2 separate regions of the Homo sapiens genome follow, and region 1 is linked to region 2. A link is an interaction called in ENCODE POLR2A ChIA-PET data of the cell type or tissue named here. Cell type or tissue: MCF 10A. All regions are shown on one strand. Links, peaks and the distances in the headings refer to the core of each region. The heading gives the core; the rest is flanking DNA.

What was found. Peaks named below come from ENCODE experiments on the same cell type or tissue, not always from the same donor. Only the 100,000 strongest peaks of a DNase experiment are listed, where the experiment ranks them.
Region 1: POLR2A ChIA-PET joins it to region 2 with 5 read pairs; 2 of 35 experiments call an interaction of 5 or more read pairs at or near these places.

What each region holds. Positions count from the first base shown.
Region 1 is chr1:204,295,724-204,307,062 of GRCh38, reverse strand. All of the region lies in intron 1 of PLEKHA6 (pleckstrin homology domain containing A6), which reads left to right. Among named protein-coding and RNA genes, the nearest start is that of PLEKHA6, 59 kb to the left of the region's middle. RefSeq lists enhancers at 2,516-3,136, 10,844-11,339. In MCF 10A, for the core only: no CTCF peak of the experiment used is centred there; a DNase peak (open chromatin) is centred at 5,662.
Region 2 is chr1:204,413,825-204,424,581 of GRCh38, reverse strand. It overlaps PIK3C2B (phosphatidylinositol-4-phosphate 3-kinase catalytic subunit type 2 beta), which reads left to right. Exons shown (of 33, transcript NM_001377334.1): 33 at 1-1,949. Among named protein-coding and RNA genes, the nearest start is that of PPP1R15B, 7.4 kb to the right of the region's middle. In MCF 10A, for the core only: no CTCF peak of the experiment used is centred there; DNase peaks (open chromatin) are centred at 6,851 and 7,321.

The DNA.
Region 1 (11,339 bases), core at 4,433-6,932, 120 kb after region 2:
AGCAAATAAGAATATTGCATAAATGTTCATCTTCCTCGGGGTCTCTCATTAAAAAGTTAAAGAAAATATCTAATTTCTAGAAGGTGACTATTTTCTCCCTTGGGGGTAGGGGGCTGCAGAGGGAATTTAGAGACATAAGTACAACCCATGTGTATCCAGAGGACTGATGCCCCTAGGGTAAGCCCTGGATTTTGTAGGTGCTTAGAACACTTGTTTTTTTAATTTTAGATGGTGGGGGATGGTGTACATGTACAGGTTCATTACGTGGATATATTGCATAATGCTGAGGTTTGGGCTTCTGTTGAACCAGTCACCCAAATAGTGAATATAGTACCCAATAGGTTTATCCCCCATTTTGGAGTCCCCGGTATCTATCTACTGTTGTTATCTTTATGTCCTGGAACATTTCTTATAAATCTACCTGTAAAGCTGTCTGTTGGGAAGGTGAGATCCTTATGCATTCCAGCATGGTCTCCATGTGAAATTAGCTTGAACCAACCCAAGGGATCAAAGCTATGAGGGGCAAGTGGCAGGAGCACTTTCTTCTCAGTGCCTCAGAATTGGGCAGGATGGAGGCCAAAGCCTTGGAAGAGGGGGAGGAGGAATTGGCATTTTGCCTGAAAGCAGAAATTTGGGCGAGACAGGTGATTGGTGGATGGTGGGTAAGGCTGGCTGAATGTGGCCCCGTCTTCCTAGGGTTTGTGTGGTGTTTCTTGGTGGCAAGGAGCAGAGATCAGAGAACTGCCTTGTACAGGGGCTGGTGGGTGGGCAGCCTGGCCTGGCTGCCATCTGAGCAGTCACTGGTCCTGTGGGCAGCACATGCTGTGAGGCAGGATCTCGCAGGAATGGTGGGTGGCCCAGACTCAATGGGACAGAGCCAGAGGCTGGAGGTGGTTTTTGAAAAGCAGATTTGGGGTGGTGAGATATACATTGGAGGAGGAATGTGGTGGAGAAAGCTAGAGAAAGAATATGGGGTGGATGGAAAGGAACAAAAAGAGGGATTGGGGAGTCCTAAACTCTGACACATTCCAAAGCTGCAGCCAGGCAAGTGATCTCAACTCTCAATGTCGATATAATCCAGAATAGGTGAGAAAACCACCGTTTGCCTACTGACTTCTGAATATAGTGGGAGAAATGTATGAGAGGTGATGCGGGATGGGCAAAGTGCAACAAAAATACATTTTAAGCCTAAGAAATCATATAGTACAATGGAATTTAGAAGGCAATCACACAGCCATTTATTAGGCAATACAATTAATAGGTTGTACAGTCTGGTTATTTTTGAAACTATGGGCATTAAACATTTTTTTATTTATGTCACCACCTACTTCCAAATAGAATTCATAGCATCTTTATGTAGTTGGTAGATGCTGCTGTGCATAATTTTGGCCAAAAGAGTGTCATAATTTCTTCCTTTTGTTCAATTGTACAGTGCTTTGCAGCTCAGACCAAGTGTGCTTTCATACCCACACTCCCATTCTAGCTCAATTTAGCAGGTGTTTACTGATCCCTCTTCTTCCCTAAGCAGTGTGCTAGATTTTGAGTATAGAGAGATGGAAAAGAACTGGATCTGCCTTCAAGGGTCTCTCAGTTTACCTGCAATCCTGTAGGGAAGATGGGAAAAATATTCCTACAATATAGATGAGGAAACTGGAGCCAAAAGATGCTGCTATGGTTAGTCAGCAGGAGGGATGGATTAGAATCCAACTCCTAATCCAGCGTGCCGCAGTACTGCATGCACCTCCCTCTACCCCACTGCCCAGCAATGCACGCACTTTCCTTTACCTGTTCATCCCCCATACTTTCTGCATCAGAGTAATGAGAAAGAAGCAGTGATAGGGAAGGCAGAGTGGAAAACTGCTCCCTGGTATGGAACCAGTCCTCTCTGGGCCCCCTCATCGTGCAATTGAAATGGCATCACTGGGTCTATGTCTCTGTTACGTTGCCAATTTGATGCTCTCTACCACGCACCAGAGGCATACTTTTTTTCCTCAGGTAATTCTTGACTTGGAGTAGATTGCCTTCTTCTCTATTGTCCCTGAATTATTTGAACAGGCGAGGATATGGTAAAATTCAGGGGCTCACAGAAATTTAAGAGGTTTCAGTAGGGTGGTAGATGCTCACTGGACACCTGCTTTATAAAATAACAACCAATGTTTGTTCAGTGCCTTGTAATTGACAGAGTGCCTTTAATATAAGTAAAGAATAGTATGTGTATTAATTTCCCCCTCCCTTCCATACCTGCCCTACTCAGGTTTTCTAGAAGGTCTGAATCCCAAAAGCGTAGGATCTTTCTCTTAATTTTTAGGCTCAAGCTAAAAGGGACATGGAGCTGTCTTCTGGCCCAGTGATTCCCAAGTTTTGGTCTGTGACAGAGTTTTCACCAGTCTGAGGTAAAATAAGAAAAATAGGGAAAATTTACCAATTTTTTTCAGAAAGCAAAATGTATTAGAAGACATCTTTTAGGGGCAGGAGATGTGCTGAAATATTTACTAGCTTATCCTTTTTCAGAGCTGATGGTGAGAGTAGATGGTAATCAGGCTTTTAAAATATCCTTATTTAGCAAAATTAAAAGTTGACAATCTTATATTGGTTGTCCCTGATAAGGCCACTTTTGGGGCAGATTTCTGAAAACTTGAATTCTGATCTTGTCACTACCATCTTTCCCTGCGGGTCTTTAGAATGTGATAAACTGATAAACATATTGAGTCTTTCTCCATTCTTACTTTGTGAGAGGTTTCTACCTCCAGGGTCAGGCCCCCGGTGAAGGAATGTACTCTCACTTCCTCTTCCCCTTTGTCCTGAATAGCAGGGATAGCAGGGCTTTGGGATTAGGACTTGCGCATTCTTATTCCTACAGTCACCTTTTGGAAATGAGGGAGGTCGTCTTCTATCTTTGGAAAAGAGCAAGGAGATCTGTGGATTGGATTTTGGGAATAGTGTGAGAAACATGTTGTTAACTGGGTGGTTGAAGTCAAGAACATTTAAAAATCTTGATATCAATTTTTGAAATGGTGGGTCTTCTTGAACTCTCAAGAATATAGGCTAAGCCTGGCACAGTGGCTCACACCTGTAATCCTGGCACTTTGGGAGGCTGAGGCGGGCAGATCGCTTGAGCTCAGGAGTTCAAGACAAGCCTGGGCAACACGGTGAAATCCCGTCTCTACAAAAAAATACAAAAATTAACCAGACATGGTGACACACGCCTACAGTCCCAGCTACTCAGGAGGCTAAGGCAGGAGGATCGCTTGAGCCAAGGAGGCAGAGGTTGCAGTTAGCCGTGATTGCGCCTCTGTACTCCAGCCTGGGCAATAGAGTGAGACTCTTGTCTCACCACCACCCCCGTACCCCAAAATAATATAGATTGGAGCTTTTGTAAATTTGGAGGCTCCTGGGGGTATTAGAGTGTCTGAGTCTTCTACCTTTTGAGGATTCAGACCTGGAATTACAACAAATATGTGGGAAACCCCAGACAGGTGCCCAGCTGCCAGAATCTGAGACACATGGTTGGTGTGCACATATATGCAGACTTGTATGAGCAAAAGCTTTTAGGAAAAACTCAGTTTGAAACCACCCTAGGACTTGAACTAGATGCTCTTTTTTGAGGTTCATTCTAGGACACTTTTCCTAAAAGCAGATACCCAGGACTTCTTTATATAAGAAAACTTTCTGATTTTTTCATCCCATTTTCATGTCCTGAAATAAGAGCCCTCCTAGCCTAGGAAAGTGGTTAAGATTCCTAAATTAGGAAGGTTGTTCAACTGTGGGGAGAGGGTGAGAGGGTGGCAGATTCTCGAGCTTTCTCAGGGCAAAGAGGCATAGGGAAAATGACTAAAGGGAAGATTGGCTCCGATCTGGAAGACCAGGCCAAGGTGTGTGAGATTTTCTTTTCCAGACAGTTTCTAGATAGTGATGGGTCAGTCCAGCAGCATAGCCCTTAAGAACGGTGATGCAGGAAAGCCTGAACCTGTGACTGATGATGGATACCATGGGGCTGTTCAAACTAGCAGAGGGGGGAAAGAAAGAAAAGGATCCAAGAAGTGTAAATTAAAGATAGCTGCCACTTGAGGAGCTTCTTCAGGTTAGACCCCTCCGTGCTTCATCTGATGGCTCCACCTAGGGTTGGGCAGATGAATGATGGTGACAGGCAGTGGTTTTCTTTTTCTTTTTCTTTTTCTTTTTCTTTGAGATGGAGTTTTGCTCTTGTCCCCCAGGCTGGAGTGCAATGGCTTGATATCGGCTCACCACAACCTCCACCTCCTGGGTTCAAGCAATTCTCCTGCCTCAGCCTCCCAAGCAGCTGGGATTACAGGCATGCGCCACCACGCTCAGATAATTTTGTATTTTTAGTAGAGATGGGGTTTCTCCATGTTGGTCAGGCTGGTCTCAAATTCCTGACCTCAGGTAATCTGCCCGCCTCGGCCTCCCAAAGTGCTGGTATTATAGGCGTGAGCCACTGTACCCGGCTGGCAGTGGTTTTCTTAGCCCACCTCTGGTCCCCTCCAGTGGTGGCTTTCCCCAAGGAGGCTTTCCCCAAGGAGGATCTTTTCTTAACTTTGCATAAGTTTGGGACACAGCATTAGGGAGTACAGCTAAATTCTTAGAGATTAGAATCTCTTCTGAGATGTTCAAGCCAGAAGGAAGAAGGCGTTAATCATGCAGCATGGCTTTTCCTGAATGCAAAGACCAGCCTGGGCAACATGACACATGCAAGGTCAACAAGGATATTCCTGGACTTTTGAAGATGTCCCCCTCCTTATCATGGTGAGATTATGGAAAGCAATACCTGGACTCCAGGGCCAGCTTTGTCTCTAACTTGCTTCATGGTCTTGGAAAACTCAATCCTTCTCTCTGGGCCTCAGATTCTTCATTTGTAACATGAGGGAATTGAATTTGATTGCCACCATCCTCTTTGTTTAATTCTGCATGCCTCAGGTCTCCATGTGATACACAGTAGGGCGTTTCTAAGAATTTCATGTAGATGTTATCACTCCAAGAAAAGAAGCATCCACAACCTCTTTCTGAACTGCAGGTCTACTGCCCAACAGTCGTATGCCTGTTGGAAAAGTGGCTGAAGGTGGCAGGATGGACTAGGTCTTCTCAAGATAGCAGGTCCAAGGTCAGAATTGAGAAGTCCACTTGGACGACTGTGCCTTAGAGTGGGTTGAGTCCATAATAATCATCAGTAAGTCCCTAAAATGTACGACTAGAGCCAAGAGATCTGAGAATTGCCCAACATTTTTCACTGTTACTGACCAGGGCTGGTTTCCCATTTTAAAAGCCTCCTGAGGCCATGAAACAGCATCAGGAGAAACATGCCAAACCTGTTCGGCTGTGTGTTGATATGTTTGTTTCTCACCCTAATGTCCCATCATCATCATCCCCCTCACAATTGGAATTCCTTCCTTCAATTCCTCATAAACTCAAGCCCCCCTTCTCTCTGTTTCCCCCACAGCTCTGTCATTTATCCCCTGGGAATGGCCCTAGGGAGTAAGTGGTACAGATGAAGCCATGGGGTGGTGGTAGGGTGGAGAGAGGGCTGGAAGCCCAATGAGGTGGGGACTTGGGTGGCGTGTTTGGACTCTGTGGGCATGTCTATACCTGAAGTCCAACCAAATAACACATTGCCTCCGCCAGCTCTATTCAGCGTAGAAATGCAGCAGATTGCTGTAGGCTGATGAGCTGTTCTTTGAATCCTCTCCCCTGTCCCATGCCAACATGCATTCCCAGGAGCCAGCTCCAGGCTGCAGGAACCCAGAGACTCTCCAGACTGGTGATGAGGCAAGTGCTTTGACTCGCTGTCAGCATCTTTAGCTTAAATAACTCTGGTGACTCTGCTGAAACTCCTGTCTTCTGGAGCTAGAGAGGTGGCTTGTATAGCTCTATACTTCATTATCTGAAATCTTTGGGGCCTATGGATTTTAGAATGGTAAAGTGGTACACATTGTTTATTACATAAAACCTTCAGTAGGATCTGGAGCAGCTCCATAATCAAACATATTAATATCCTGCAGCCAGACTGAGAGCGTCACATGAGTGGGATAAATAAAGGCTGTAAAGAGTCTCTTGCCAGTTCAGGTCGCAGTTTGCAGCTAAATATGCTCAAGTCAGGTTGAGTTTTGCTGCCAGTTAGGACAAAACTTTCAGTTCAGACATTTGTAGGTTTTGGAATGCTATGAAAGCATTGCGGCTCTGTATTGCCTCATATAGTCTTGTAAGGTAGGAATTGGTCTTCCCATTTTACAGATGAGAAAGCTAGGGTTTAGAGAGGATCAATAACTTGTCCATTGACATTCAGCTGATAAGTGGGCTGAGCTGTCATTCCAATCCAGGTCTGTCTGCCTGCAGAGCTAGGCTTTTCCTCCAAGGTAATACCTCTTTAGAATGAATGAAGACAACTCAAGGGTGGGCACGGGGAGCTCTGACTTTGACATCTTCTCTGATTAGGGGGGTACTTTCTGGACATCTGATAGGGATCATTTATTGGCTTGTTCTTATTTATACATTGACTTCTGGGATCCCAGTAGGCTAATGGCTCAGAAGAGAGGAAGCTAAATTTCAGTCAACTTTGTGGCTTACAAGAAGAATCCAGCTGGCTTTGTCGGGGCTATGAGAGCCAAGAACAAATGGGGTCAAGTTGGATTTAGTGAGAGATGCATTATCTGCAGTGGAAGAAACCCCCATACAGAGCCAGTGAAATGCACAGTGCTTCCTGCTTCCCCACGCATTGCATGGCTGGAGAAGTGTTCCCTTGAGTGGGGACCTGTCTTGAGAGAAGGATTGTCCTCAAGGATCATGAGCCCTGGGTAAGCTTGAGAGTGATGAGCAGCTTGAAATAGGGAGAATTCAATTAGGGAGTCTCTCTGGTCTTCATTAGTGATATGAAAAAACAGTCAAAGGAAGCACTAATTCAATCTGCTGAAGATGCACCCTGCTGTTAACACATCATTGGAAAGATGGACCCTGGTCTGTTGTCTGGGCAATGGCATAGATAACCTCCCTCTTCTATCTTCTAAGTACTGTCAGATGGCGGCTGCCATTTCTGGGTCATCTCTAGGTCAGGCAAGATCTGGACTCTTAATATTCAGGCACATGTGTCCATGGTGTTCCTCTGTGGTGAGGAGCCTGCCATCAGTGAACTCCAAGCAGTAGAAGGGCCGGCTGCTCTGGCAGGGGAGTGGCCTGTGCTTCACTAGGGAGACACCCATTAGGAAGGGTGGTAGGTTAGTTTCCACAGGAACAAAGAACATCTGCTCCAGCCAACTAGAGAACAGATGGGGCAAAAAATATTCTTAAAGGGGACATTAGCTCATGGAATTGGTGCCAGGGAAGTAGGCCTTTCTAAAGAAGACATGAGGGGGCAGGTTAAACCTCTTAGCCTGAGAGAACTGTGAGGCCCTAAGACAGTAGAAGACCCACGTTGCTTTGGAAAGTGCAGGAGAAAGAATGCGAGATGTTTTCTCCCCTCAATAATGGCTGTCCTCTGGGAAAATGTCTCAAAGCTGTGTCAGCTTGCTGGCTGCCGGCTCAGAGCTCCCTGAGTCCTTCGGTCAGCAGTCCTCCCCTGCCACCTTCCCTATGGACCTTAGCTCACCTATATGACACACCCCACTTCTGTTGCCAGCTCCCTCTTAAACATCCCAGGGGCTCTTCTGCACTGGGCAGTAGGAAGCTCACCTGCTTTCTCTGACCCTCCTCTTTCTTCCTGTCCTCTCAGATGGCCTGGTGTCTAGGCTGGTGACAGCCTCCCAGCACCCTTTTCTGCTGTCTTTAGACAAAATTCCCAGTGCTTTCCCTTCTTCCTCCTGTTTGCTTTCCTTTTCTTCCTCATACCAACCATGTGTGCAAAGTCTAGATGGAGACTTTGGGTCCTCTGGAAATTATCTTGTCCCTTCCTCTGGGATTAATTTGTGACTTCTGGGTACAAGTTACTGACTACTCAAAGCAGCTGAAGCCCCAGAGGGGATTTAATTATAAGGGAGCTGGGGTGTCTCTCAGAACTCAAGGTCAAAGAAATGGCTGGATCACAAGAATGGACTAGAAGCAAGAAGCTGAATGCCACAGATATGGTCTTTGCCCCTCTCTGTGTGCTGGCTCATTCACTTCTCTCATTGCAGAGAGGACTTTCAGCTTCCTGGTCAGTCTATAGGAAAGAAAAGATGGAAAAGCAGCTCCTTCCTGTGCACATCACCAATAGAATTGCCTGGAGAAGGGCTGGCCTCTTTTTTCTCTCCATCTCTGTTCCCATCCCTGGGGAGGGATTTTGGCTGAGCTGAGATCAGGTGGCTACCCCATGTAACCACAAGAGTGGGTAGGGTTTAGGCACATGGTTATTTCCTTAACCATGGATCTAGGGATGGGGCCAGTTTCTAGAAATGGGTTAGTACTTTCTGTTGCACATTAGCCCTTCTTGGACCTCCAAGCCTAGGGGAGTCTGGCCTAGAGAGTTTACACACCCCAACTCCTCTCGCTTGGCTCTTCTCCTGCCTGGCATGAGGACGGGCAAGGCCTAGCAAGGAGCAGGGTAGTCTGACTGATGGAACCTGGGGCATGGCTGTGTGTCATTGCCATTCTCCATGTGCAGAAAAGACCCGGAACCTGGACCTTGAAGGCCATTCAGTCCCCGACCCCTCCTCAGGTACCACTCTACCCTTTTAGTAAAGTCTTTCATAAATGGTTTGATTGTTCCATTTGACACTAGGGAGTCAACATTGAAAAGTCTCACTGTTGGAAAGCTCATTGTTTCTAAATTCAGTCTTTCATGATGTAACTGAATCCATCCATTGTCCCTCATTCCATCTGGGGCTCACAAGGAAGACTCAGGCCCACCATCTTGCTTAGGTTAGGATTGAATTAGTGAATATGAAACTATTTTTGCATGAGAAGACAAGGGCTTGGGCCAGGCTCTATGGGATTTGGAAGCATTTTTGACTGGCTGCTGCTCTTCATCGAAGTGAACCCCTGAGGAGAAGAGACACATGTCTGACTACTTGTGGAAATGCCCAAGAGCACTCCTCTAGATTCTTCTTTTCCAACTACTGGCTCCATGGGACCAGAGCCAATTGTGAACCATGAGAAAGGTGTGGAGGTTCAGGCAAGTCAATGGGGAGAGATATGAGGAGTAGGGGGAGGACAGCAAAGGGGTCCTAGATCAAGATGCCGTCTTCCCTCTATCACTCACATTGATGGACCTTGTGGAGGTTGGGCAACCAAAACCTGCAAAGAACCCTAAATCCTTTTGGATCTCTGATAAGAAACAGCTCATAGTTAGCAATGTAGAGGGGACTGAATTTCAGTTCCGATGTTTCTGGTGGTTCCACAAGCTGGGGGGTTGAGACAATGATAACCACGAACGTGTAACAGGCATCGTTTTAGGCATTTTATGTGAATTAAGTCACTTAATCCTCACAATAAATCCTATGAAGTAGAAACTGTTACCCACCCCCCCTGTTGCCGATGAGGAAACTGAGGCATAGAGAGATTGAATAACTTGTCCAAAGTCCCATTGCTAGTATGGAGTAGAGTCAGGATTCTAATCCAGGCATTGTGACTTCCCAGCCATCCTTCCTTTTCTCTCTGACCAACTGGGGAACCAAACAGTTCTACCCCAGGTGAACAGGAGAAAAGACTGCCTGATATCAACTCCCCCAGGACAGCGACCTTGTCCTTTGTAGCCATGTGCTAAGGCCCAGTGCCTTACACCCAGTAGAATTTCTTGTTGGAAAGAGAAAACTTAAAGGGGGACGAGGATTAGTCTTTGTCTTGAGACTTTCCAACAAGAGAAATTTACATTTAGACACTCCATGTATCCATGTATTTTCCTACCAGAAGGTAGTGTTTAGGAGTTAAATGTCACATCAAAGACAAATGTTAGAGCCAGGAGATTTTTCTTTCTAGGAAGAAGGATATGTTAGTTAGTGACTTTCTCCATCTGATTCGGATTTTATCTCTACTGTTGTCACTAAATTCTTTTCCTTTCTCTCTCCATGGAGCTGGTAGTTTAAAAAAAGAAATCTGCAGGGATGGGTACGGTGGCTCTCTGGTTATGGTGGTAATAGCCATGTTCCTAAATCTGAACTCCTTTCTTCAGGTCAAATTGCATAAGCTTTCCATGGTACTGCAGGCTTTTTCTTTCTGCTCCCCTTCACTCTGCGATGCCTCAAACCTCTCATTTCCGTCCACGCTCTCTGCAGACACAGAGTACTGAGGCTGGAAGGAGAAGGAGGGGAACAGGCAGGCCCCACTCTCTGCTCTGAGTAGTGTGTGGGAGGAGGCTGGAGAACGGAGCACTTCTCTCTGATCCTGCCTGACTCTTTTGGAGCCAGTGAGGTGGGGGTGTCTCTGAGTGAAGCAGAGGGAGGCCTGGAGGGGCTCAGGAGCTGGACTATTTCTGTAACACAGAGCACGTCTGCAGCCAGCCACAGAGAAGGTCAAACTCTGGGTGCAGGGCTGGAATGCAAGGGGCCAGGCAGCTGGGGGGAGCTGTGGTTTCACCCTTCTGGCAGCTTAGAGGGCCGCTGCAATGCCCTTTGGGGAAGGTGGGGCTACCCACAGCAAAGCGAGTAGGGGAGTGGGGAGGGACTCTGCTCTGGTAGATAGTGATGATGGTGCAGGGCATTGGAGGAGGGTAGGGGAAGGCATGCAAAATCTAAATGCCCATCACATGTGTTGGAGAGGAATTGAATTCCAAGATGTGGGGGCTTTAATTCATGCTCTCTACCATTAAAAAAAAAAATCAGGCAAAGCACTGTGTGAGAGGAAAGAGAAATAGTGCTGAGACGGGAACCAGGAGGCCACGAAACACACGCATGTGAGTGTGCACCAGTGTTCAGAAATCCACATGGGGAGGAGGATGCACTTGCACTGGCCCCTTCCAAGGCCATATCTAACACACAAATTTGTACCTATAGTCTTTTCCTTAATGAGGACCACGCCCCTCCCACCACAAATTGTATAAGCTCCAGGACCCCAGAAACCCAGATCTGTTGCTGCATCCACGACACTGACACATATGCCCTTCCTTGGTCCCCTGCCTGCACGTCATGAAGCCCCTTCCTCTGTGTGCGTGCACCCCGTAGCTTCTGTGCCTTACCCTCATCTTCCCACGTGTGTTTGTGCGGTTTGGAGCTTCTTGAGTTTCCGTTTATAGTTAGAAAATTGCCCTGCTCTGGCTCTGGCTTTGTCACAGGAGGCTCGTGTTGGCTCAGTCTGACTGCTGCTTGACCTTTGGCCACCCTGCCCTTGGCTTGGCCTGCTGTGGCCACCTAGAAGCATAATCTGTTGGTTTGTTTTCCTTCTCGGGCTGTGGGTCCTCCCCAGCTGAATCTAAGCCTCTAAAA
Region 2 (10,757 bases), core at 5,689-8,188:
AGGGAGCAATGCTTGGTTTGGGGAGTGTGTGGGGTGGGCTGTATGAAGTAGCATTTTGGGGGTGGGTGGGTGGATATCTTAATTTTTATTTTTAAAAAATGAAATAGTGATGTTGTCCTAACTGGGACAGGAAGCCTTGCGAGAAGGGACGTACCTATGCCCCAGAAGGCAAGAGAGGAAGACTATTTGGACTTTTTGTATGATTAAGGTTCTTATTGGACTTTTCCCTAGGTTTTTTTTTTTTGTTATTGTTGTTGTTGTTTCGTTTTCTAGCTATAGGAACTATCTGGGGAGGGGCCCAGTGGGTCCTCGGCCAGAGCCCTCTCTAAGGACAGGTTGGGGAGGGTTGGGGAGGGCTGCCTGTGCTGGACTGAGGCTTGTGCCACTGGGCCTTTCTGATTTTGCCTCCAAAGGAGAGCGCTGTGATACCTACATGTGTAAGGAAGGGCCTTCCGTATTGGGGTTCTGCCAAGGACCCGTATTCAGGGACCCATGCTCTTTTGGGGGGACTTTTCCTCTTGTCTTCCCTACTTTATTAGGACTTGCCCTGAATACCATTTTCTACCCCTTGCCCCTCCATTCTCCTGGCCCTTCTGGGGGTCAGCTGGTCTCTATGAATATGCTGGGGGTGCTTCCCCATAGGTCTCTCCCTTCATTTGTCTCTGGTGGGACAAAATACTGACTCAGTCCTTAGATGTAGTTTCACCCAAGAGCATCTTGGCCCTGGGAAGAGGTCCCTAGGCTGCAGATGCTACTGACTGCTTGCTAGGTAGCCTCTGGAAAGCATTCCCCATCCATCACTCCCCACTTCTTTCTGCTGTGCTGCTTCCCTCCCAAACTCCATTTCTGTCACCCTTTTTATAAGACTTTTCCTCATTCTGTGGGGCCATAAACCTATTTAGTCTGGAGCCAAAGGGATGCCCTATCTGAAGGAAAGGGGCATGGGGTGGGGGATTCCATCAAAACTGTTGTTTTTTGCCCCATGATTTTTCTTTGGTCAGTAGGAGGCTGGATTGGAGTGGTGATTATTCCCCTGGAGCTAAGCTCAGGAGCCCGAAGGGAGAGACTGAGACTGACTCCCTTATCTCTTCATATTCTTTATTCCCTACCAGATGGATTTTTTTTTTTTTTTTTGGAGACGGAGTCTCGCCCTGTCGCCAGGCTGGAGTGTAGTGGCATGATCTCGACTCACTGCAAAATCTGCCTCCCGGGTTCAAGCGATTCTCCTACCTCAGCCTCCCGAGTAGCTGGGATTACAGGCATGTGCCACCACGCCAAGCTAATTTTTGTATTTTTAGTAGAGACGGGGTTTCACCATGTTGGCCAGGATGGTCTCGATCTCTTGACCTCGTGATCTGCCTGCCTTGGCCTCCCAAAGTGCTGGGATTACAGGCGTGAGCCACCATGCCCCGCCCCAGATGGATTTTACATTTGCTCTTTTGTGTTTCGCTCCAAAGGGTTGTCTTCCTCGCCAAAAGGAGGGAGGGACTTTGAATTTGATATGAATCTTTAAAACCAGAATTGGCTGGATATTTCCCATGATTGGGAAAAGAGTGAAATGAGGACATTCTGTAAACTGTCCCTCCCTAATTCCAAGGATCAGAAACTCCCCGTTTTGCTGACTCATTCCATAACTGGAGAAAGAAGCTCCATTGACCGAAGCCACAGGGCAGCATGGAAGTTTAAATTTTCTCTAAAATTAAAATGCCAAGGATAAAGCTGGCTGCTTCCAGGAGGGGGAAGAGGAGTGGGGAGTGGGCGGTGAAACTTTTCCAGATGAACGGACCATAAATGTGTTACTGGCTTTGTGCCTGTAGCTCATTTTATTATGACCTATATGCTCCTGATTTAAAGAGATCTGTGTACTGTTTACTTCCCACTTCCCAGAATCCCTTGTATCTCCTTTCTCGGGAATTGTATTTTCTAATAAATGACATTTGAGAAAAAAATGAAACTATAATTTTATTTATTTTTTTGACACAGGGTCTCTCTCAGTCGCCCAGGCTTGGAGTGCAGTGGTGAGATCTAGGCTCACTGCAACCTCCACCTCCCGGACTCCATCCATCCTCCCACCTCAGCCTTCCCAGTAGCTGGGACCACAGGTGCACACCACCATGTCTGGCTAATTTTTTTTTATTCTTTGTAGAGACAGGGTTTTGCTATGTTTCCCAGGCTGGTCTTGAACTCCTGGGCTCAAGTGATCTACCCGCCTCAGCCTCCCATAATTTTTAAAAGTAATTTTTAGTAGAGCCAAGGTCTTGCTACATTGCGCAGGCTGGTCTTGAATTCCTGAGTCCAAGCAACCCTCTCACCTTGTCCTCCCAAAGTGTTGGGATTACAGGTGTGAGCCACTGCACCCAGCTGAAACTATCATTTTAAAGATTGGTTGATGTTTGGCTGGGCAGAGTGGCTCATCCCTGTAATCTCAGCACTTTGGGAGGCCAAGGTGGGTGAATCACCCGAGGTCAGGAGTTCGAGACTAACCTGACCAACATAGTGAAACCCCGTCTCTACTAAAAATACAAAAATTAGCCAGGCATGGTGGCATGCGCCTGTAACCTCAGCTACTCAGGAGGCTGAGGCAGGAGAATCACTTGAACCAGGGAGGTGGAGGTTGCAGTGAGTCGAGATCGTGCCATTGCACTCCAACCTGGGCAACAAGAGTGAAACTCCGTCTCAAAAAAAAAAAAAAAAAAAAAAAAAAATTGGTTGATGTTCACATGTTTACATTGAAACATCTGATGTATGAGATGAAAATAATAATAGTGGTTTTTTATACCACCACATGGTAACTTTTATATGCACTAGTGCACTGCACTGACCATTTTTACATTTGTCAGCTAAATCTATCCTCACAACAACTTGATCAGGTGTGTACCATTACCCATTTTACAGATGAAGAAACTGAAGCTCAGAGGGATGAAGTAACTTGCCTAAGGGCACACAGCCAATAAGTCTTGGAGTTTGAACCCAGGTTTGTTGCACTCCAAACCTTGTGCAACCCCTCCTAGGCAATGTTTAATACAATCCCTTAAGTTGGTCTAATTGGTATTTCGGGTGCTTTTTATACATGATATATATCATCTTCCATTACCACTGCCCTGGACAGTAAGTATGGCTCATTCATGAATTCTGCAACAAACATTTACAGTTCTTACCAGTGCTACCTAGTGGCATGCCTCCATTCATAAAAAAATACATTGTATTGAATGCATCCTGGGCCCTGTACTCTAGGTACTGGATTGGGGCTTACCAAGGTAAATTAAGACAGTTCTCTGCATTTAAGAAGTTCACTACCAGGGCCAGGCACGGTGGCTCACGCCTGTAATCCCAGCACTTTGGGAGGCCGAGGCAGGCAGATCACGAAGTCAGGAGATCGAGACCATCCTGGCTAACACAGTGAAACCCCATCTCTACTAAAAATACAAAAAATTAGCTGGGTGTGGTGGCGGGCACCTGTAATCCCACCTACTTGGGAGGCTGAGGCAGGAGAATCGCTTGAACCCGGGAGGCGGAGGTTGCAGTGAGCTGAGATTGCGCCATTGCACTCCATCCTGGGCAAAAAGAGCGAAACTGTCTTAAAAAAAAAAAAAAAAGAAGTTTACTACCTAGAAATATTTGACCAACTCCATTTTATAGGAGAAAAAACTGAAACTTGAGATGCCTCAAAACTATCAAGCCACTACAGCATAACCATAGCCCAGAAGGGAATCCCCCAAGTGCAGGATGGAAGTGAAGTGACCCTTGTTCAAGCATTGTACCCAGAAGTCTTCAGAACTCTCCAGTGGGGAGTCATGTTTCATACTGGGGAATTCTGTGGGGGCTTCCAGGGATTTTTCAGTAGTAAACAGTAGGAAGTGTTACTGCTTTATTTCTAAGTGGTCTTGAGGTGTCACTGCAGTTCTGGGCAAGTCCCTATGGACTTTTTAAAGGTTAGTACTTGAATCTGCCAAGAGTCTTAGTGAAGGAAATTTCGTGGCCAAATGAGGTAGAAATCTGAACCCTCCTGAGGGAATGGGAATGAGAGAGGTGGGGAATGAGAGAGAGAGGTTGCCCAAGGAGAAAAGAAACAAAGGCAGCCCAGGGGGCCCAGATTTCTGAGTTCAAAGAGAGGTGACAAAAATGAAGCAGCCCAGCTTGCCGAGATTTGGGGAGCAAAGATTAGACTGGATTTGAAAGGTGAAAAAATGAGGCAGCATTTTAAATTGGGAGAGAATTTTCTGGTGGCTGGGACTTGTCTAAAGTGTCAACAAACAACACTAATGGCTTACTCTGGGTGAGGCGAGGTGTCCGGTACTGTGGCTACTCAGATAACAAAGGTGTGGATCCTGTCTTCAAGGAACTCAGTCTTTCAAGGGAGGCAGGCATGGAAATAAATACAGTGCAGTGTGATACGGACAAGGTGGCATAAGAAGGGGTGGGGCAGGCAGAGTGGGCTTCAGAGAGGATATCTGATCTGAGTGTTAAAATCAATCAGAGCTTCAGGCTTTATTCTTAGGGTGATGGGGTTTTCAGAAAGGGAACTGCAGGGGCCGGGCACGGTGGCCCATGGCTCTAATCTCAGCACTTTGGGAGGCCAAGGCGGGTGGATCATCTGAGGTCAGGAGTTCGAGACCAGCCTGGCCAACATAGTGAAACCCCAACTCTACTAAAAATACAAAAATTAGCCAGGTGTGGTGGTGAACGCCTGTAATCCCAGCTACTCAGGAAGCTCAGGCAGGAGGATCACTTGAACCCAGGAAGTGGAGGTTGCAGTAAGTTAAGACGGCACCACTGCACTCTAGCCTGGGCAACAGAGAGAGACTCTTATCTAAAAAAAAAAAAAAAAAAAACCTGAAAAACGGTAATGTCTAATTTATGTTTTAAGGGATCATTCTTCTGGCTGCTGTTCGAAGCAAGAATGGAAGCAGAAGAGGAGGCTATTGTAGTCTAGGAGGGAAATGATGGTGGCTTGGGGATGGTAAAAGTGGTCAAATTCTGGATATATTTTGAAGGTAGAGCTGACAGGACTTGCTGATGGACTGCATATGGAATCGAGGGAAAGGGGAGTTGAGGTTGACTCCTCAGTGTGGAGCCTCAGAATGTAGGCAAAGAGTCCTCTGGAGGAATTACTGGGAGTGGGGAGGTAGGTTCAGTAGAGCTGAATCAAGACTACTGATTGTGATAAGTTTGAGACGTGTGATAGAAATCTAAGTGGAGAAATAATAGAATGGAATCTGAAGCCCAAGGGAAGTCAGTCTGGAAGTTTAGATATGGAAGTCATCAGCATTCAGATGGCATTTAATTCCATGGAATGAGATGAGATCACCCAGGTTAGAGAGGCATGTGGGTGGATTGAGGCCAACATTTAGAGGAGGAGGAGGAGCAGATCAATGGTGTCCTGGCAACCTAAAGAAAAGTATGATCAGTGTCCTGGGGCTGCCATAACAAAGTATCACAAACTGAGAGGCTTAAACAGCAATGTATTTCTGGAGGTTGGAAGTCCAAAATCAAGGTGTCTGCAAGGTTGATTCCTTGTGAGGGCTGTGCGAGAGTCTGTTCCATGTTTCTCTCCTGGCTTCTGGAGGTTTGCTGGCAATCTGGCATTCCTTGGCTTATATATGCATCAACCCAGTCTCTGCCTTCACATTGCCGTGGCATTCTCTCCCTGTGCATGCACATGTCTGTGTCCAAATCTCCTCTTTTTATAAGGACGCTGTCATCTTGGATTAGAGCCCACCATAATGACCTCATCTTAACTTGATCATCTGCAAAGAACCTATTTCCAAATAAGATCACATTCACAGGTACTAAGGGGACTTTAGTACTTTATCTTTAGGACTTTATCTTTTGGGGGACACAGTTCAACCCCTAACAGTCAAGAGGAGTGAACATAGCAAAGTGGTCTTGGTGACCTTGATAAGAGCTGCCTGAATGAGTGGTGGGGGTGAAAGCCACATTGGTGTAGGCTGGGGAGAGTATAGGTGAAGAGGAAGTGGAGACCATAAGCACTAACAACTCTCGAGAGGTTTCGCTCTGGTGGTGCAGAAGCTTGGAGGGGTGTGTATCTAGGGAAGGCTTTTTTTTATTATTTACTTTTTTTTGAGACAGAGTCTTGCTCTGTCACCCAGGCTGCAGGGTGGTGGTGTGTTCTTGGCTCACTGCAGCCCTAACCTCGTTGGCTCAAGCAGTCCTCCCACCTCAACCTCCTGAGTAGCTGGGACTACAGGTGTGAGCCACCACGCCCAGCGAATTTTTTAAATTTTTGTAGAGACAAGGTCTTGCTATGTCGTCCAGGCTGGTCTTGAACACTTGGGCTCAAGCCTTGGCTCAAGCCCCCTGCCTTGGCCCTGCAAAGTGTAGGGATTACAGGCGTAAGCCACCATGCTGGGTGGTCTTTTTATTTTTAATATAGCTGATATTAAGTTATGTAAATGTGAATGATCTATTAGTGAGAGAAACGTGTATGTTACTAGGGAGAAGGGATAAGAGAGGTCAGAATTCCTTAAGTGAAAATGGAGGGATGGCATCCAGGAGGTTTCTTGGGTTGTGGCAGGATTGAAGGCAGATTATGTGGGTCCAGATGCCGGTGGATTTGTTCAGGGAAAGATGAGGTGATTTATGTCCAGTTGTATCTGTTTTTTCTTGAAGTATGAGTGTGATCATAAACTGAGAATGTGTGTTTATGGGAAATGCTGGAAATTTGAAGAAAGAAGTATTGTGAGACAGTCTCAGAGTGTAGGAGAAGCAAAGCTTCTAGGGAACTGTGGTGGGAGTGCCTGGTGTCGATGAGATTGTGATCACAAGTATGAAGTGAGTCACTCAGCATGTCTGAGCGATCTTCTTAAGCAATGATTAGCTGCAAGGGTGCAGGCGCAGAATGCGTGAGTAGTTGGGTTTAACTAGGGTTGGAGTTTTGCCAGGGAGTAGAAGGGCAAGGGGGTAGTTTTAATACTGGATCATGGAAATTCATGCTGAGTAAGGAGGGAAATGAAGAGTGTGATGGATCACAAAAAGTGGTAAGAGCAATGGTTTGTGGTCTCTGAGGAGTTAACCAGCAGCTGAATAGGGTTATCAGGGCAGTGTGGATTGGTAGGAGGCGGCAGCCAGAGTGGGAGATACTGCGATATCAGATTTTGGAGCTGGTGGTGACTCCGAAAAAATCAAGAGCCATATACCCTTTACCTCAGTCTGGCAAAGTCTTTTAAAATAAACAGAATTAACTGAGGTTTTAATTTTCTCCGGCCAAAGTGCCAGTCAGCTTGCCAATGGAAGGACTTTTTGTCTTCACCAGCTTGCACACGGCCTTGGCAACATGTTATCTCTGTGTACAGATCTGGCCTCCCTCTGCCCTCTAGCAGGCTTGGGAAGGCTGAGTCACACTTTTCCAGCTGAGACGAACAAGGCAAAGTCACATATTCTCAGAGGCAGCTCTCAAATATTTTAATTTTTTAAACTTTTTTTTTCCATAAACTTTTGTAGACTGTTGCTCAGGTTCTTTCTTTCTTTTCCCTCCCTTCCTTCCTTCTCTCTCCCCTCCCTCTCCCCTCCCCCCACACTCCTGTCCCCCTCCTCTCCCCTTCCCTCTCCTCCCCCCCTTCTTCCATTCTTCCTTTTCTTCTTTCTTTCCTTTCTTCCTTCCTTCCTTTTCCCTCCCTCCCTCCCTTTCTTCTTCCTTCTTCCTTCTTCCCTTTTTTTCTTTCTTTCCCTCTCTCCCTCCCTCCCTTCCTTTCCTTTCCTTCTTCCTTTTCTTTCCTTCTTTCTTTCCCTCCCTCCCTCCCTTCTTTCCTTCCTTCCTTCCTTTCCCTCCCTTCCTTCCATTCCCTCCCTTCCTCCCATTCTTCCTTTCTCTTCTTTTCCTTTCCTTTCCTTCCTTTTCTTTCCTTTTTTTCTCTTTGTTTCCTTCCTTCCTTCCCTCCCTCCCTCCCTCTTTCTTCTTTTCTTTCCTTCCATCCCTTTTTCTTTCAAGACAGGGTCTCAGTCTGTCACCCAGACTGGAGTGTGGTGGCATGTTCTCAGCTCACTGCAGCCTCAACCTCCTGGGCTCAAGTGATCCTCCCACCTCAACCTCCTGAGTGGCTGGGAACACAGATGCACACCACCACACCTGGCAAATTTTTTGTAGAGATGGGGTTTTGCCATATGTTGCTCAGGCTGGTCTTGAACTCTTGGGCTCAAGCAATTGACCCACCTCCCAAGTGCTAGGATTACAGGCATGAGCCACCATGCCTAGCCCAAATACTTTATGATTGCATTTTCCCTCTTTAGAACTTCTAACATAAGGAAGAATAAAAATTATATATCCAATGACTACATGGGGAAGGGGAGTTCCATTCAAGAAAGTTTTAAGAAATTGTTTTCAGGGGTGTGTGGTGTCAGTCAGTGACAAAGTTGAGAGTGGAATGCAAGAGGCTTGGTCTTAAGGAAGACGACATTATTTTAAAGTATTATTACTCTTCCATTCATTCAACAAACATTTATTGGGTACCTATTATGTACCAGTCAACATACTACCTCAGTGGTTCTTAAACTTTTTGGCCTCAGGAAAAAGTTTATACTCTTAAAAAGTATTGAGGGCCCCAGCCAGGTGTGCTGGCTCATGTCTGTAATCCCTGCACTTTGGGAGGCTGAGGCAGGCAAATTGCTTGAGCTCAGGAGTTTGAGACCAGCCTGGGCCACATGGCAAAACCTCATCTCTACTAAAAAGAAAAAAAACCCCAACTTGGGCAACCTGGTGAAACAGTCTCCACTAAAAAAATATAAAAATTGGCCGGGCATGGTGGTGGGTGCCTGTAATCCCAGCTACTTGGGAGGCTGAGGCAGAAGAATCGCTTGAACCTGGGAGGTGGAGGTTGCAGTGAGCTGAGATTACACCACTGCACTCCAGCATAGGCAACAGAGCAAGACTCCATCTCAAAAATGTAATAATAAAATGAAAAAAAAAAAACAACAGGTGTGGTGGTACACACCTGCTATGCCAACAACTTGGGAGGCTGAGGTGGGAGGACTGCTTAAGCCTGGGAGATCAAGGGTGCAGTGAGCCGTGACTGCACCACTGCACTCCAGCCTGGGCAATACAGCAAGATCCTGTCTCAAAAAAAAATTACTAAGGACCCCAAATAACTATCTTTATACCTTTATGTGGTTTATAGCTATCAATATTTCCTATTTATGAATTCAAGACCGAGGAACTGAAAAATGTTCATTTAGGCTGGGTGTGGTGGTGTGCACCTGTCGTTCCAGCTACTTGGGAGGCTGAAGCAGGAGGATTGCTTGAGCCCAGGAGTTCAAGGCCATAGTGTGCTGTGATTGCCCCTGTGAATACGCACTGCACTCCAGCCTGGGCAACATATGAAACTCTGTCTTTAATGAAAAATACAATAAAATTTTAAAATTCATTTAAAAATAACCAATTACATGTTAATTTTTTTTTTTTTTTTGAGGCAGGATCTCACTCTGTTGCCCAGGATGGAGTGCAGTGGCACAATCTTGGCTCACTGCAACCTCTGCCTCCCAGGCTTGAGCAATCCTCCCACCTCAGCCTCCTGAGTAGCTGGGACCACAGGCGTGCACCGTCATGCCTGGCTAATTTTTGTATGTTTTGTAGAGACAGGGTTTTGCCATGTTGCCCAGGCTGGTAATGTTCAATTATTTTTCAAAACATAAAAAGCTTAGTGAGAAAAGTGGCATTGTCTTACATTTTTTCCAAATGTCTTTAGTATCTGGCTTAATATAAAACAGCTAGAATCTCGTATCTATCTGCTTTTGCATTCATTCTGTTGACAGTTCACACACCATGTATCTTCCAGAAGACTTCACTGTACATACATGAGAAAATGAGAGTTAAAAAAGCTGAGAATTATTATGGAAATATTTTTGGCCTTAAGGACCCTCTGAAAGGGTTTCAAAGGAGGATCCCCAGGGGTGCCCAGACCATACTTTGGGAACCACTTTTCTAGATAGTTGGATACAGCCCTCAAGGAATTCAGGGACCAGCAAGAGAGAATACTTACAGGTATATGTAATGCAATGTGTTAAGTGCTCTAATAGAGCGGAATAATATAAGTACTGTGAGGGATCCATTAATTCTGGCTGGAAAGGTCAATGAAGGCTTCAAGGAGAAGCTGACATTTGAATTGGATCTTGAAGGATGAGTAGGTATGTAACAGGAAAGGTGAAGCTTTTCTTGGCTGAGAAACAGCATGAGTAAAGGCAGGAAGCAAGGAGTACAGGTAAGTCCAATGTTCCTAGAATATAACATGCATGAAGACAAGTGACAGAGGAGGCTGGAAGAGTACAGTGGGAGGGCAGGCTGCATAGAGCCTTTATTCTGCAGGCAATGAGGAAACAACTGAAGACTGTAAAGCAGAACCACACAAGAATATTAGCTAATCTTTGTGCTCCTACTCTGTCTAGGCTAGGCACTGAGAAAACTTAGTTTTCTTACCAATCCATTGAAAGAGGAATTACTAGCCTCACTTTACAAGAAACAGGCTTCTGGTAACAAATTTGCCTACTTGGATCTGTATTATGAAACTGACCTCTATTATTAATACATTTTTCTGAAGTTCATAGGATTGAGATTTTCCAGAGGTATGGATAATAATACAGGATAAACAACAGAAACTGAGGTCCTCTTGGCTTCCTAGAAAGAAGTGGTTGTGCCGAACGTGGTGGCTCACGCCTGTAATCCCAGCACTTTGGGAGGCTGAGGCGGGCAGATCACAAGGTCAGGAAATTGAGACCATCCTGGCTAACATGGTGAAACTCCGTCTCTA